Linked DNA regions of Homo sapiens: region 1 is linked to region 2. The links are chromatin contacts, found by Hi-C or POLR2A ChIA-PET in ENCODE. All regions are on one chromosome and are shown on one strand. Each heading gives the region's core, a stretch centred on a gene start or an enhancer-like site at or near the end of the contact. The rest is flanking DNA. Distances are from core to core; before and after follow the strand shown. Region 1 has its middle 29 kb from the start of EMP1. Region 2 has its middle 25 kb from the start of DDX47.

What was found. Hi-C counts contacts between places; a loop is a spot of excess contacts on that map. ChIA-PET counts read pairs that join two places held with the same protein, here RNA polymerase II (POLR2A). Pooled maps may share reads with other maps.
Region 1: a pooled map shows a loop between it and region 2 (4-fold over the local background). The contact joins two enhancer-like sites. A Hi-C loop is called at or near these places in 5 of 50 pooled maps. POLR2A ChIA-PET finds 5 or more read pairs at or near these places in 4 of 52 experiments (HEK293, PC-9, RWPE1 and 1 more).

The regions. Positions count from the first base shown.
Region 1 is chr12:13,164,138-13,171,298 of GRCh38, reverse strand. No RefSeq gene overlaps it. Among named protein-coding and RNA genes, the nearest start is that of EMP1, 29 kb to the left of the region's middle. RefSeq lists enhancers at 5,430-5,724, 4,854-6,053. Within about 2 kb of position 5,623, at least 15 of the 41 ENCODE cell types and tissues checked have a DNase peak (open chromatin) inside an H3K27ac peak, as active enhancers do; they include PC-9, where a contact is called at or near this core.
Region 2 is chr12:12,834,860-12,841,783 of GRCh38, reverse strand. It overlaps the pseudogene RPL37AP9. Among named protein-coding and RNA genes, the nearest start is that of DDX47, 25 kb to the right of the region's middle. RefSeq lists an enhancer at 5,698-6,897. Within about 2 kb of position 4,648, at least 9 of the 41 ENCODE cell types and tissues checked have a DNase peak (open chromatin) inside an H3K27ac peak, as active enhancers do; they include PC-9, where a contact is called at or near this core.

The DNA of each region.
Region 1 (7,161 bases), core at 4,374-6,873, 330 kb before region 2:
TTCATAGTTCCCCATGGTCAACAGAGGAAATTCCAAACTTCTTAGCATGGCATTCAATGCTTTCCACAGCCTTGCCTTAGCCCACTTTTCCAGAGTCACCTCCAGCCGCTCCCCCTCTTCCCCCCACCCACCCACTGCCAAAACAACCTCCCTAGAGTCCAGCCACTAGATCACACCACTCCCTATCAGGCCATGAACTTCCAACTCATCTCACCCTTTGAACATTACTATCATTCCCCTTTTGGCTTATCTTCCAAACAAGCCCTATTTACCCTTTTAAAAGATACACAAATGTACAGTTTTGCAAAGTAATTCATGCACATAATTTAATTTTTTTAAGGTGCAGGGGATTTAAAATGCAAAGCAACAGTCTCTTCCCTTCCTCTTCCCTCTCCGCTTCCCCCTGCCCACTCCCTCTACCTAATCACCTTGCATTCTCTTTGAGTTTTCTCTCCTGGTGATTACTTTTATTTCTCTAAAAACTGTTTCTTGATTTCTATAAAGCTATTTCTTAATTTAGCAATTTTACATAGCGTTTTTTTGCATTCTGACTATAATAAATGAGGGTTTAGCATACATGGAACATATCACTATTTTCATTTTCCTAATGGAAACCGTTAATAACATTAAGGCAGGTTACCAGGAGAAGCACTGTATAGTAAGAGGTAAGAGCTCAGCCTCCAAAGCCTGACAGGCTGAGTCGGATCGCTAACTTACTGCTTACCATTGAGTGATCTTGGCCAACTGATTTAACGTCTCTGTGCTTACATGTCATCAAAAAACATTTGAAGACACAAATTAGTGTTTCCTGAAAGGCTGTAAAATCTATACTGGTGTCACTGGTCTCTCCAGACCTGCAGCAAAACTGTCATTGTGTGTTACTCTTCACTATGATTCCAGGTTGAATACACTGCTTCTGGAATTTTATGTCTTCCTCTGGCTTGTTCTACTTTCTCATTTTGCAGGAGTGTGTTTTCAAATGACTTCCAAAAAAAAGGTGTGTAAAGTTAAGCCTTCTGACTTCTTATCTGTCTCAAAATGTCTTTTCCTCTGCCTTCAAGTTTCATAGATATTCTTGAGGAGTATATAATTCTAGTTGATACACAAGCATATTCATCTAATAAGAAGAAGAAAAAAATAAAGATTCTAGTTGAAAACCATTTTCCTTCATAATTTAAAGCAGTTAAAAACTGTTTTCTAGCAAACTGTGCTGCTGTTAGAAAACTTTGGAGCTCATTTATTTGTAGGTTGGCATTATTTTTTCTCCATTTCTCTCTCTCAGAAAACATTTAAGAACTCTCTTTTCAGTATTAGTGTCCTGAATTTTATGCTGTTTCATTTGCCAACTCTTCTTTATTGTAGTGAGCACAAGGTGAATATGTCTTCCTTAAATTTTGTGTCCTTCAACTCTGGGGAATTCTCTTGTGATGTTTTTCTGTAATTCCTTCCCTCATCTGTTTGTCTTCATCTCTTTTTGGAGCTTCTATCAGTTAGATGTTGGTTCCCTGGATTAGTCTATGTGTTACCTTTTTTGTCCTTTTCTTTTTTATTTTTTTTTTAATCTCTGTCTTTTTATTTTACTTTTCCTCTATTTTATCCTCCAACTTTTTAATTATTGTTTTTATAGCATTCTTTTCTTTTAATTGATGTGATATCTTCATAAATGTCTCTGAATATACAAATTTGAGTTTCTTTCAAGTTCCTCATGTATCCTGAATTAACTTGTTTTCCTGTGGAGTCATTTCTCTTTTTCTTAATTGTGTTTCATAGTTTCTTTCAAATGCCTACCAGTTGGTGATGCAAGCAAAACTGGCTGAACTCAAAGTACACTGGAGGTCATGCAGACTACCCGGCTCCACTACAGGGTCAGTGGGAATGGAGCCTGGATGTGGCATCAGCTCCCACACCAGGAGCAGGTTGTTCAGTTTCTTTACAGAGGAGCAATCCATCCCCCATGATAGGGTAGAGAAGTGGGGAGTTTCAGCCCACATCTCACTCCTGTTCACCATCAAATCTAGAGTTTTTGAGTCCTCCAAATTGAGAATTTTGTAACCTTCCAGGTTTCTGCAGGAAAAATCAGCCCTTGCCAGCCACCTCCTGCCTGCACATCTCCTTCCCTGTGCCTTGCCCTGCCCACCCCACCCTATTAGCTCTTGGTCCTTTTGCCACTCCTGCAATCCACACAGCACACCATCACTAAGCCTCCAAAGATCCTCTCCACATTCTCTTGATTTCCAGAGAGAAGGTTCAGATCCCCTGGGACAGGGTGGGAGGTGTTGGGGGACAACCAGGAATCCTTACTATCAACATTGGATGTGGGGTAATAGAATAATTTTTTCAGTGTTGAAAGACAAACCTTCAACCTAGAATTTTAATTCCAATTAAACTGTCTTTAAATTTGGGGGCAAATTAATGTTATCTCAGGCACACGTAAAACCTCTTTCAATATTCTCTTAGAAGAAGTACTCCAGGAAGAAGTGAAATACATACAAGGGAATACTATGAGACTTATTTTTATTAAGAGTAAATAAATAAATACCATATAATTTTAATTTCTTTCTAAAAAAGAAGCAAAAGTGGAAGTTAGATTTAGAGAAGTAAAAGAATCACTAACCATACAGCAGATGCTCTCCAAAAAGACCAAAAAAAATGAAAGGGGAAAATACTTAAGGAAATAAATATTATTTCTTAGAATTAAAGAAAATGAGAGACTTCAATTGGGAAGACTTATGGAATGTTGTACAACACAGATGGGGAGAATGGTCCACACCTAGACACATTATAGTGAATTTATAAAGTACCAAAACTGGCAGAAGAAGAAATTGAAGGTTTGCATAGATAACCATTATAGAAATTAAAAAAGTAATCAGTTGACAAGGCTATTAAGTATAATCTCGCTTCCAAAACTGGATAAGAACAATACCCGAAAAATTATAGTATCTACATACATAGATAATTATATATCTAATATATGCAAAAACTCCTGCAAATCAACATGAAAAAGACTGGAGACCCCAAAGAACAATGGCAAAACATGTAATACACAAATTAGAGAATAGATAACAAGTAAGAGATGAGATATGTAACCCTCCTAGAAATCAGAAAAACACAAATTTAAAAACAATGATATACTATTTTACACACACCCAGTATACAAAGATTAGAAAGCCAGGTAATAGCAAGTTCTGGAGAAGATTCCAGGAAACAGGCTCATTCATTCACTGCTGGAGCGCAGCCATTCTGGAGAGCAACCAGGGAGTATTTAGTGAAATGAAGTACTCCTATGCCTTATGGCCCAACGATCCCACAGGCTGGTATACGCCCAGAGAAGCTCTTGCCAAAGCCATAGGGGCACATGCACGGGGTTCTTGTTCTGTCATTAGAATGCCATGAGTGAGTCAGGGGTACAGGTAGAGTGTGGAATAGGGAAGGGAGGTACAGAAGGGAAATGGAAGTGAAGATAAGGGATGAAAGGAAAAAAGCAAATGACCAAAATAAAACCAGAATGTGACCTTACACAGCCTACTAACAACAGTGTGGCTGAGGAATGTGTTTAGCTTGGCTGTCTGCATCTGAGGGTCCACAAAACAAAAATCACCACATGCAAGCATTGATTTACCACCTGATATCCTATCCTGGGTCAGGGAACTGGGTCAGGGAATTGGTGGTAGAAAAATAAATGAGCAGCTTCTGCCAGGCTTTGACTGAAGAGATGAGCTGGGGAATAGATGTGGCCTCCCAACAGGCTTCTTTCCTCACCTCTCCATTCATCTGGCCTAGTGGGAAAAAGAGAAGGCCTCACCCTCTATAAATAAACCCCTCCCTGGCCCTCAGTAATCTCTCCAGGTTTAGTTCATCCCAAGGCTGCAAGCCCGTTTCCCACCCAGACATCATTTCCTTCCACAGAGCCTTTGTGGAGCGGGTTCCTCAACCTGTGAGTCATCCCTGCCCATTTCACCCTGGAGTCAAACTGGATCAGTGTTGGGATTTGTCACCTGCACTCACTAGAGCATGGCCACAGCCATCTCCAAGCCTCTGACCTGCGTGTGCAGGAAGGGCTAAGGAACCAGGCAGAGGTGAAAGCCTGCGTTTCCCAGGGAAAAGAAATTACTCTAACATCAATAACATCTATCTCTCCTAGGTAATCAAACTGAGCACCTGGATAAAGAAACCCCACCTCCCACAGTCCCAATAAGGACCGGAAATTGGCTTGTTGAAGTGACGCAGGAAAATGGAGCCGGCAGTGCAAAGGTGAACTCTAAGAGCTGGTGAAGTTACAAGGAATAGGTTTTAGTAGAAACATTGCTGGCCCCTTTTTCTCTGGCACATGCCTGCACCAGACATCTCTTTTAGGACCAAATCCTCTGTTACCCCTAGATTCCTATTTCATGGATCCTGCCTCTTATCCGGTTCCCTGGCTCAGAGACACACACTGAGCCATCTCCTGTGACCTACTTGGAAGGGGGACCCGCATCCTGGACTTCTCAAGACTTCACCCAGACCGTAAAGTGGCCCTAAGCCCTTTCCAGCTTGCTTGTTCTTAGGTACCAAATAGATAGTCAGTTTGTGGCACTCATTAAGCTTATGCTGTGGACAGAGCAGTGTAGTGAGGCCTTATGGAGAAAAACAATAGAAATAGAAGTTTTGGTCCCTCAGAGTATGTGAGTGAGTGTCAATGGGCCAACCTGTTAAATGCAAGCCATTATCCTCAGCACTTTCATATACATTCCTTCATTTATCTTCACAGTGACTCCAGGAGTTAGAGCCTCATTTTCTGATTTCCAGAGGAATAATCTGAACCTCTCCGAGATTGAGGAACCTGCCTCAAGTAACGGCTGGTAAGTGACATATCCAGGATTCCTGACTCCGAGGCCACAGCGCTTTTCACAACACCACAGTTGCATTAAAGAGAATCCATCCCACCTGCAAATACAGAGCACTGTGCCCTGAAATAGACTCAAAAGCGTTTTCAAAATAGCACATCAATAAGAACAAACGCATTAGAAAATAAACTCTGAGCCTGTGTGTTCTGGTCTCTTCTGTAGAAAGGAGGGGTTCAACAGTGAAAGATTCCTAAAAGAGGTAAATTTGAAACCTAGTTTGAAAGAACAGAGGCTACAGATAGGCAGAGAAGAGAAAATAAAGTTGGAATTAGCATCTTCTCTTAAGGTTATGTAGACATTCCTGCCATTGTGGAACAAATTTTCCACTCTGTCTACCAAAGTAAGAGGAATTATGCTTAAACATGGCAGGGTGGATTCAGGTTAGCATAAAAGACATTTCTGGTGATGAGGTGGTTAAATACCAAACTATTTCATTAAAGGAAGTGGTGAAATGTAGATTGTTTTTTTCCCCTCAGATGACTTTGGCTTACTCCTGGAGACAGGAGATGAACACAGCAACTCTGCAGACATCAACTGAAAACGGCAATTCTGGGGTTATAAGATAACTTTATTATGCTCATATAAAAAGGGTTCAGGGCAACCTGTATAATAACAAACTATTGCTCATCCCTAGACCCTCCCAAAGAGCCACTGCAAAGTAGTTTCTCACCTTTCCCATACCCTGACAAGCAGGAACCAGAAAGGGCCTGAGTCACCAGGTCACGTGACTGAAAGTGCAGCTGGGGCCTCTGTCTGCACTTGGCATGGCCGCATGAAACCAAAATTGCCTGTGCCCTGCAAGCTGAAGAGCACCAAGCAGTTACAGGTTATGTCAGGAAACCCAGGGCTGCCATCCAACTGCTGGAGCCGTCCCTGTTTGCAATGGAAGAAAAGGGTATTTGCAATTGCTCCTTCCCCACACTGTGGCTGCTGTTCAGGTGTTAGTTTCAGTTAGTTAGTTAGTTAGTTAGTTAGTTAGTTAGTTAGTTAGTTAGTTAGCTAGCTAGCTGGTTGGTTAGGTAGTTAATTGGCTAGTTGGTTAGTTAGGTGGTTAGTTAGCTGGTTGGTTAGTTAGTTAGCTAGTTTTGCAAATAGTATAAGGGCATGCTCCATCCCTAAGAAAATGATGCTTTTTCACAGACCTATTAATGATTGAACTGCCCCTTCAGGAAGGCAGGCCTTGAACCAGAAGTCCCCAAGAAGAAACTCTTCCCTTCCTGCTCTAATGATTTCCATTTTCCTAAGAATCCTGGACTCAGAGACTATTCGAGTTAGTAAGACCTTAGGCATTTATTTCAGTCTCGTTGTTTTCCAGGAAAGGAAGCTCAAGCCTAAAGGGATGAAGTGACTTGCCCAAGGTCACACATCTGGTCAGTGCCCTTCACCTGGGGTGAACCTTCACACATCCAAGGTGAAGACGAAGGAAGTCAGCCGTTTCCCTCTTGTGTTTCAAGCAATGAAGTTTGCTTAAGATTGGTGAATGTAGTCTTAGACATTTCTCCTTCCTCTTCATGCCCCACATACCAACACCACCAAACACATAACAATTGCCTGCTCTGCTTCTCTTTTCATGGGAAGATTTTCAATCTATAGGCACCATCAGTTCCTTCTAGCAGAAATGGAAATGGCTTCCTGACCCACGGACGGAGGTGGCTACCTTTGGCAACTCAGGCGGGATGGCTAATACAGGTGTTTTTCGTCATTCTCATCTCCCAAACCCCAGAGCCCACCTTCTCACCACCAAAGGAGATCAGTCAGATGCAGACCATGTGAGATGGCTGGAAGAGCCCGGGTTTTCAAATCAGCAGCCCTAGATACCATTAACTGCATGGCCTCTCTAGAGGCGCTTAGTGATTGGCATCTCTAAATTGGAGATGAAAATGCCGTGGTGCCATGAGAATGGAATGAGATCATATTTGGGGAAAGCCCTTTGGAAATGGTTATGAGAGGAAATGCCAGGGATTTTCATTACTGGCTTCAGGCTGCCCTAGGCTTGACCATGCAGTCGAGTTCACAGCCCAAAGGAAGGGTGTCTGCAGCTGGGCTGGGCCAGAGGTGGGGCTGGAGATTGGAAATGTGGGTTCCTCCACCTGTGTACATAAGAAAGCGCCTCTTCCAACAGCCCTCAGAGAGGGGCATGGACAGGGCCAGCAGTAGCCCAACTCCCAGAACGCAGCTGCCATGTGTCAGCCCTGAAGCTACCTTTTTTTCTCCTTTTTTTTTTTTTTTTTTTTTTTTTTTTGGTTCTCATAGGTCTGGAGCATTTGAAAGGGGCTGG
Region 2 (6,924 bases), core at 3,399-5,898:
CTACTAAAACTACAAAAATTAGCTGGGCGTGGTGGCGCACACCTGTAATCCCAGCTACTCAGTAGGCTGAGGCAGGAGAATCGCTTGAACCGAGGAGGTGGAGGTTACAGGGAGCCAAGATCACGCCACTGCATACCAACCTGGTGACAGAGTGAGACTCTGTCTCAAAACAAACAAACAAAAAAAAGTTGGGCTGGGCACGGTCCCTCACGCCTGTAATCCCAGCACTTTGGGAGGCCAAGGCAGGCGGGTCATGAGATCAGGAGATCGAGACCATCCTGGCCAACATGATAAAACCCCGTCTCTACTAAAATACAAAAAATTAGCTGGGCGTGGTGGTGCACTCCTGTAATTCCAGCTACTCAGGTGGCTGAGGCTGGGGAATCGCTTGAACCCGGGAGGCAGAGATTGTAGTGAGCTGAGATCACACCACTGCACTCCAGCCTAGGGATAGAGCAGGTCTACATCTCAAAAAAAATTTTTAAAAAGTTAATTTCATAATGAAACATAAAATAATGCTTTTAAAGACTATTGCGGGCTCAAACCTTCGCGCTGACATGGCTAAATGCACCAATAAAGTTGGAATTGTCAGTAAATACAGGATCCGCTATAGTTAGTTAATTTCATAATGAAAAGTTAATTTCATAATGAAACATAAAATAACGCTTTTAAAGATTATTGCGGGCTCAAAACTTTGCACTGACATGGCTAAATGCACCAATAAAGTTGGAATTGTCGGTAAATACAGGATCCGCTATGGTGCCTCCTTCCAGAAAATGGTGAAGAAAATTGAAACCGGCTAGCACGCCAAGTACAATTGCTCTTTCTGTGACAAAACCAAGATGAAAAGACGAGATATGGGGGTCGGGCACTGTGGTTCGTGCATGAAGACAGTAGCTGGTGGTGGCTGAACCTACAATACCACTTCTGCCGTCACAGCAAAGTCTACAGTCAGAAGACTGAAGGAATTGAAAGACCAGATGTTTCTCCACCATTGGAGACATCACTAGCCTTTAATAAATGGGTTAACTTATGTAATAATAAAAAAGGACCATTATCAGCATAATTCCCTAGGGCTATTGTCCTAAACTTACTTACTTTTTTTTCTTTGAGACCGAGTCTTGCTCTATTGCCCAGCCTGGACTGCAGTGGTGCCATCTCGGCTCACTGCAACCTTCACCTCCTGGGTTAAAGCGATTCTCGAGCCTCAGCCTCCAGAGTAGCTGGGAATACAGGTGCCCACCACCATGCCTGGCTAATTTTTGTATTTTTAGTAGAGATGAGGTTTCACCATGTTGGCCAGGCTGGCCAAACCTTCTTGATATGCATCCTATTCAACATAATATCTTTAACATACTTGCACATATGTTAAACAATTACATACATAATAAATATATACAAATATGCCATATCCATACATATTTATTATGAATTGTTTACAGCAAAACTTTACACTATAACACATAAAAAATATAAATTAGAAATGGATGGGTTAAATACAGATAAAGGTTCTAGTGTCTTCCACACCCCAACAGACCGCCTTGTAATATGTTGTCCCTGGATGCCCGTGCCCCAGGGCACGGAAACAACTTCTTTAGGCCATAGAGAAGAGAAATGAGCCCTGGCTGCAGGCCACTGGCCAAAGAGTGACTCAGGGACTCTGGAGAACACAGTAGGAGAAGGGGCAGGAAATGATTACATGGCTGAGTACCATAAAACCATGAAGTTTATGGACAGGCTGTAAATCTGAACATGACACCCTTCTCCCCTTTCCTCTCTCTCCCAGCAACCCGCCCAGGTGGGCCACTCTTCTGTCATTCCCACATAACCCTCTCAGTCAGAGACTTGTCCTTGTAGGGCCCTCTCGTCCCCTTCAAGGCTGCCCTTGGTGATCACACATAATTCTGAGTTCACCCAGACATAGATGCTGAAGAGGTGAGGTACAAAGTGTGACTTACCCACACGCCGCACTGACAATAGACCCTAGTGCCTGGTTAGGGGCATCACTGGCATTTATTAGGAAAATGAGTTAGGCTAGCCAGCCTTCTCTAAAGCATACTTCTGTCGCCTAACTACTCCCACTACTCTTCTCTTTTTTTTGAGATGGAGTCTCACTCTGTTGCCCAGCCTGGAGTGCAGCGGCATGATCTCGGTTCACTGCAACCTCCACCTCCTGGGTTCAAGTGATTCTTCTGCCTCAGTCTCCCGAGTAGTGGGATTAGCAGGCACGAGCCACCACACCCAGCTAATTTTTGTATTGTTAGTAGAGACGGGGTTTCACCATGTTGGCCATGCAGGTCTCGAATTCCTGACCTCAAATGATCTGCCCACCTCGGCCTCCCAAAGTGCTGGGATTATAGGCATGAGCCACTGCACCCAGCCCCCACTACTCTACTCAAAAAGGAGCCTTCAGTCTTCAAGACTGAAAAGCAGGGCCTGTTTTTTCTCAGGCAGATATTATGAACAAAATTCCACTGAACTTTTTTTTTAATTGAGGGAGTCTTTAGTGTCTGTCTTAAATGGCTAAGAGCTTGTGGGCACACTCTAAAACATATACAAACCTGTAAACATACACATACTTCCTTTAAGTATCTTCAAAGGAAAAATGAACAGATTCTGGTGATCACCAACATCCTCTCTGTCTTCACATGCTGATTTTATGTGAGGTTTCACGTGAATCTTCTGGCAGTCCAAAGGTCACTTTTATTTTCTGGAGATTTAGTAAAAAACACAAAACTATGGTGCTCAATTTCATTTTGTCAGCATAGGCTCACCCTGCAAAATTCCTGAATACCCTTGGATGAATTTAAGAAATCACGGAAGACAGAATAAAGAATAACTACGCTGCGCCGGGTGTGGTGGCTCACGCCTGTAATCCCAGCACTTTGGGAGGCCAAGGCAGGCGGATCGCCTGAGGTCGGGAGTTTGAGACCAGCCTGACCAACATGGAGAAAACCCGTGTCTACTAAAAATACAAAATTAGCCGGGCATGGTGGTGCATGCCTGTAATCCCAGCTACTTGGGAGGCTAAGGCAGGAGAATCCCTTGATCCTGGGAGGCAGAGGTTGCGGTGAGCCAAGATCACGTCATTGCACTCCAGCCTGGGCAACAAGAGCAAAACTCTGTCTCAAAAAAAAAAAAAAAAAAAAAGACTAGGCTGCAGTTTTAAAATATGACAAACAAGCTTTTCTGATCTGCAGTTTCCTCGAGAAATGACTCATGACCTCCAGTAAAAGAAATAATATATGCCAGTCACCTGGCAAACTCCTAACACACAGGAGGCTCTCCTCAGCCCTATTGTAAAGAATCACTTATTTACTATTTACCTTTTAGAGACAGGGTCTTACCCTGTCACCCAGGCTAGAACGCAGCAGCACAATCATAGCTTACTGCAATCTCATCCTCCAAGACTCAAATGATTGTCTTGTCTCAGCCTCCCAAGTAGCTAGGACCATAGGCGGGGTCCGCCATGCCCAGCTAATTTTTTATTATTTTTGTAGAGATGGGGTTCTGCTGTGTTACCCAGGCTGGTCTCAAACTCCTGGCCTCAAGCAATCCTCCCACCTTGGCCTCCCAAAGTGCTGGGATTATAGGCATGAGCCACCATGCCCTGTCCAAGAATCACTTATTTAAAACCAAACCAACAACCATTACAAATGTACAAATAGACGTATGTCAAATAAGAAATCTTTGGATAGTCCCCACTCTTGACCCACCCAGAAATCGCGACAGGGATGTTGGTTTTAAGTTGGCACTGGATTTAATAGCTTGGGTAAGAGAGTTTCTAAGATATCAGGAGTTACCAGTGGACTCCTCCCCCAAAAGAATGTGTGAGGACAAGAGCCAGCATCACATCAGTGAGAGCTGGCCCAGTATAAATGACCACCATGCTTGATTGCTGCTACTACTCTTTTGGACCCAGAAGGACAACTCCCCATCACTTTGGGCTGAAGGACATGTCTCTAGGATAAAATGAACGAACAAGCAGCTCACAGGTTACCCAGCACCAAGCTTATTTGATACAGGAGCACGGGCTGTGGACCAAGCCTACTGGATGGATACGCAGTGAGGAGAGAGGGAAGCAGTGAGGGGGGTCGGTGGCTCACAAACAACGTGTATTGGGATAGGCGGGGGAAAGAGTATTCCTGACTTACAGACTGGGGTAGGGGGTGGGGAAAGGAGCAAACAAAGCAAGTGGCTTCATCAACATCCCAGAGGGAAAGGCAGGCTTTGGAAAAGAACCAAGTGTTTGGAAGTTGACGAGGAGGGTCCACAGCCAGGGACCGCGCAGTAGAGACGACAGAGGAACGCGACCTTTTTTTCTAAGTGCATCTGAACTTGCCTTTACTTCGGGGCTCCCAGTCCCCATCCTCTGGGTCAACCTAGCAGATCTTCTTGAAGGCTGACACCCTTCACATACCTGTAGGTAGTTCTCCTCCCCACCCTGACCCCTGACCCCTAGTTCCAGTGGGACTGTCCTCCACTGTAGTCATACAAGGAGTCTGCCTCATCTGCCCCTGTGCCTCAGCCACAGCCCACTGTGAATCACTCGGCTCCAAATTAAAACTCCTTCCCTCTCCGGAGTGGTCTTTTCTTCCTTCTGCCATCTACTGGTGAAAACAAGAATGTCTTATTTTCTTACCTGCCTGTTGCCAATTTGAAAATAGCTTGGAACCTGAAAGTTCATTTGCATAGTACTTACTTGTTGTGTGGAACATACTGCATGAGTAATATGGAATTACACATATATACATACACACACACACACACATAACAAACAGTGTATTTAGTGTAAAGGGCAGAGGCTTGGAATCCAATTTGGCTTCAAATTTTTACTTAGCCCTTTACCAGCTGTATGATCTGGGTACGCTGCCAGTCTTCATCTATGCTAAAAGCCACAATTAATGATCATTATAATGACTAACACTTACTGATTGTTATCATGAGCCACAGTATAGTTCATTTAACTTCACAATGCTGTACTATAACTGTGTGTCTTCAGATAAGAAGGTTGAAACACAGGAAGGTTTAACAACTTGTCCAAAGTCTCACAGTTAGTCAGGGGCCGATTTGGCAAACTGGCTCCATAGCTCATATTGGGAACAATAATATCGACTGTTCGGGATTGTTCAAAGAACTAGAAATAATACAGGTCAAGCCGCCTGACACATCTTAGGTTTCAGAAAATGACAGATATTGAACATTTACTGCGTATGGGCCCTGTATGATATTAGTAATATCCACAAATTAGGCGCGGTCCCTGCCTAGTAGGAAGCACAATCACTATACAATACTAAGGCTAAGTTCAGCAAAAATAGCATCTGACTCTTTTTTCAGTATTGGTTTCCTAGTATCTGGCACACTGGCTAGGATATGGTGGACACTGGAAGGGAAGGAGGAAAGAAACAGAATTTTAAAAACTAGGTTCGAGATTCTGTGAGGCAGGCCAGGTGTGGTGGCTCACACCTGTAATCCTAGAACTTTGGGAGGCCGAGGCAGATGGATCACCTGAGGTCGGGAGTTCGAGACCAGCCTGACAAACATGGCACCCTGCCTCTATTAAAAATACAAAAATTAGCCCGGCATGGTGGCACATGCCTGTAATTCCAGCTACTTGGGAGGCTGAGGTGGGAGAATTGCTTGAATCTGGGAGGTGGAGGTTGCAGTGAGCCAAGATTGCACCATTGCACTTCAGCCTGGGTGACAGAGACTCCATCTCAAAAAAAAAAAAAAAAAAGATTCTGTGACAGAGATAGGCTTGACGGTCTTCTTTCCATATTAACAAATGAGAAAACTCAAGGTTCAGAGAGGTTTAGTAACTCCCACAAGGTCACACAGCAACAGTGAACAGTCCGATGACTTACACTTTCCCCACCTGTTCCTTTCCCAATTCCTCCTGCTCCTTCCGGCCTCTTTGACGGCACTGGCAGATGATTGAAGGGTGACAGTGACAGGAGACATCCTTTGTGTTTGGATGGTATAAGGGGATGGATGGCTACGAGCAAACAAAAGCTCCAAGACTCTGAGCAGACCTTGGGGCCCACCTCCTAGAGACTGCATGGTTCCAGAGGAGCCCATTTTCTTCCTGTCTCCTTTCCACTTGGCACCAATCAGCTCTTCACTTCAGGTGAGACTGTTCAGTGCTATTTCCCAGACTTCAAGTTTCTGCAGTTATTTTTAGCGGTAGTTTTAGTGCATACCTGGGATAGGTGAGGCATGAAAAGGAATGCGGGTGTGGGTAACCCTTCAATCTCTAGAGTTATGGTCTGAGTCTCTTGTCATTCCAGCTAAAGAGGGGTGACTCACACCCTGATTTCTTACCTGCCCAGAGGCTAGATTTCACCCTAAGAACCATGTGGATTAGAATGTCTTGTATATTCTCTTAGTTTTAAGGACACAGTTTCTTGATGTTGCTTTGTTACCCACTTTTGATAACTTGGATCCTTTCATTTTCTGTAACCAACACCACAGCCTGTGGTTCTTTCTGGTCCTATTTCCCAGGGTTTTGAGGGACCCAAGGTAGATAAAGTCTCCAATTTAGGTTTGTGGATGCCTCTGCAGGCAGAAAGCTACTTGGAAAACACTCTGTCTGTAAGCAAGATGTCCTTAAAGAGCCAGCCAAGTTCTGGGATATTCATTGCATTTTTTGAGAGACTGAGAAAGAATAATCATGATCTAGTTGGTCTAGGCCCCTCTTAGCAACTACAATCCCCTCAGAGTGCCCTCAGAGAACCTGCTTCATGGTTCCCTGGAATTCTGGGCCTGCTTTAAGCCTGAAATAGCCTATCCAACTGAAACCCTCTCACTAGGATCCTAGGACCCCTTCATAAGATAGAGAGGTGTTTTCCTCATTCTCACCCTCACTCAGCTCTGTACAGAGGAAGTAAAACTAGGCTAGCCAGTACCATGAAGCCATTGTTACTG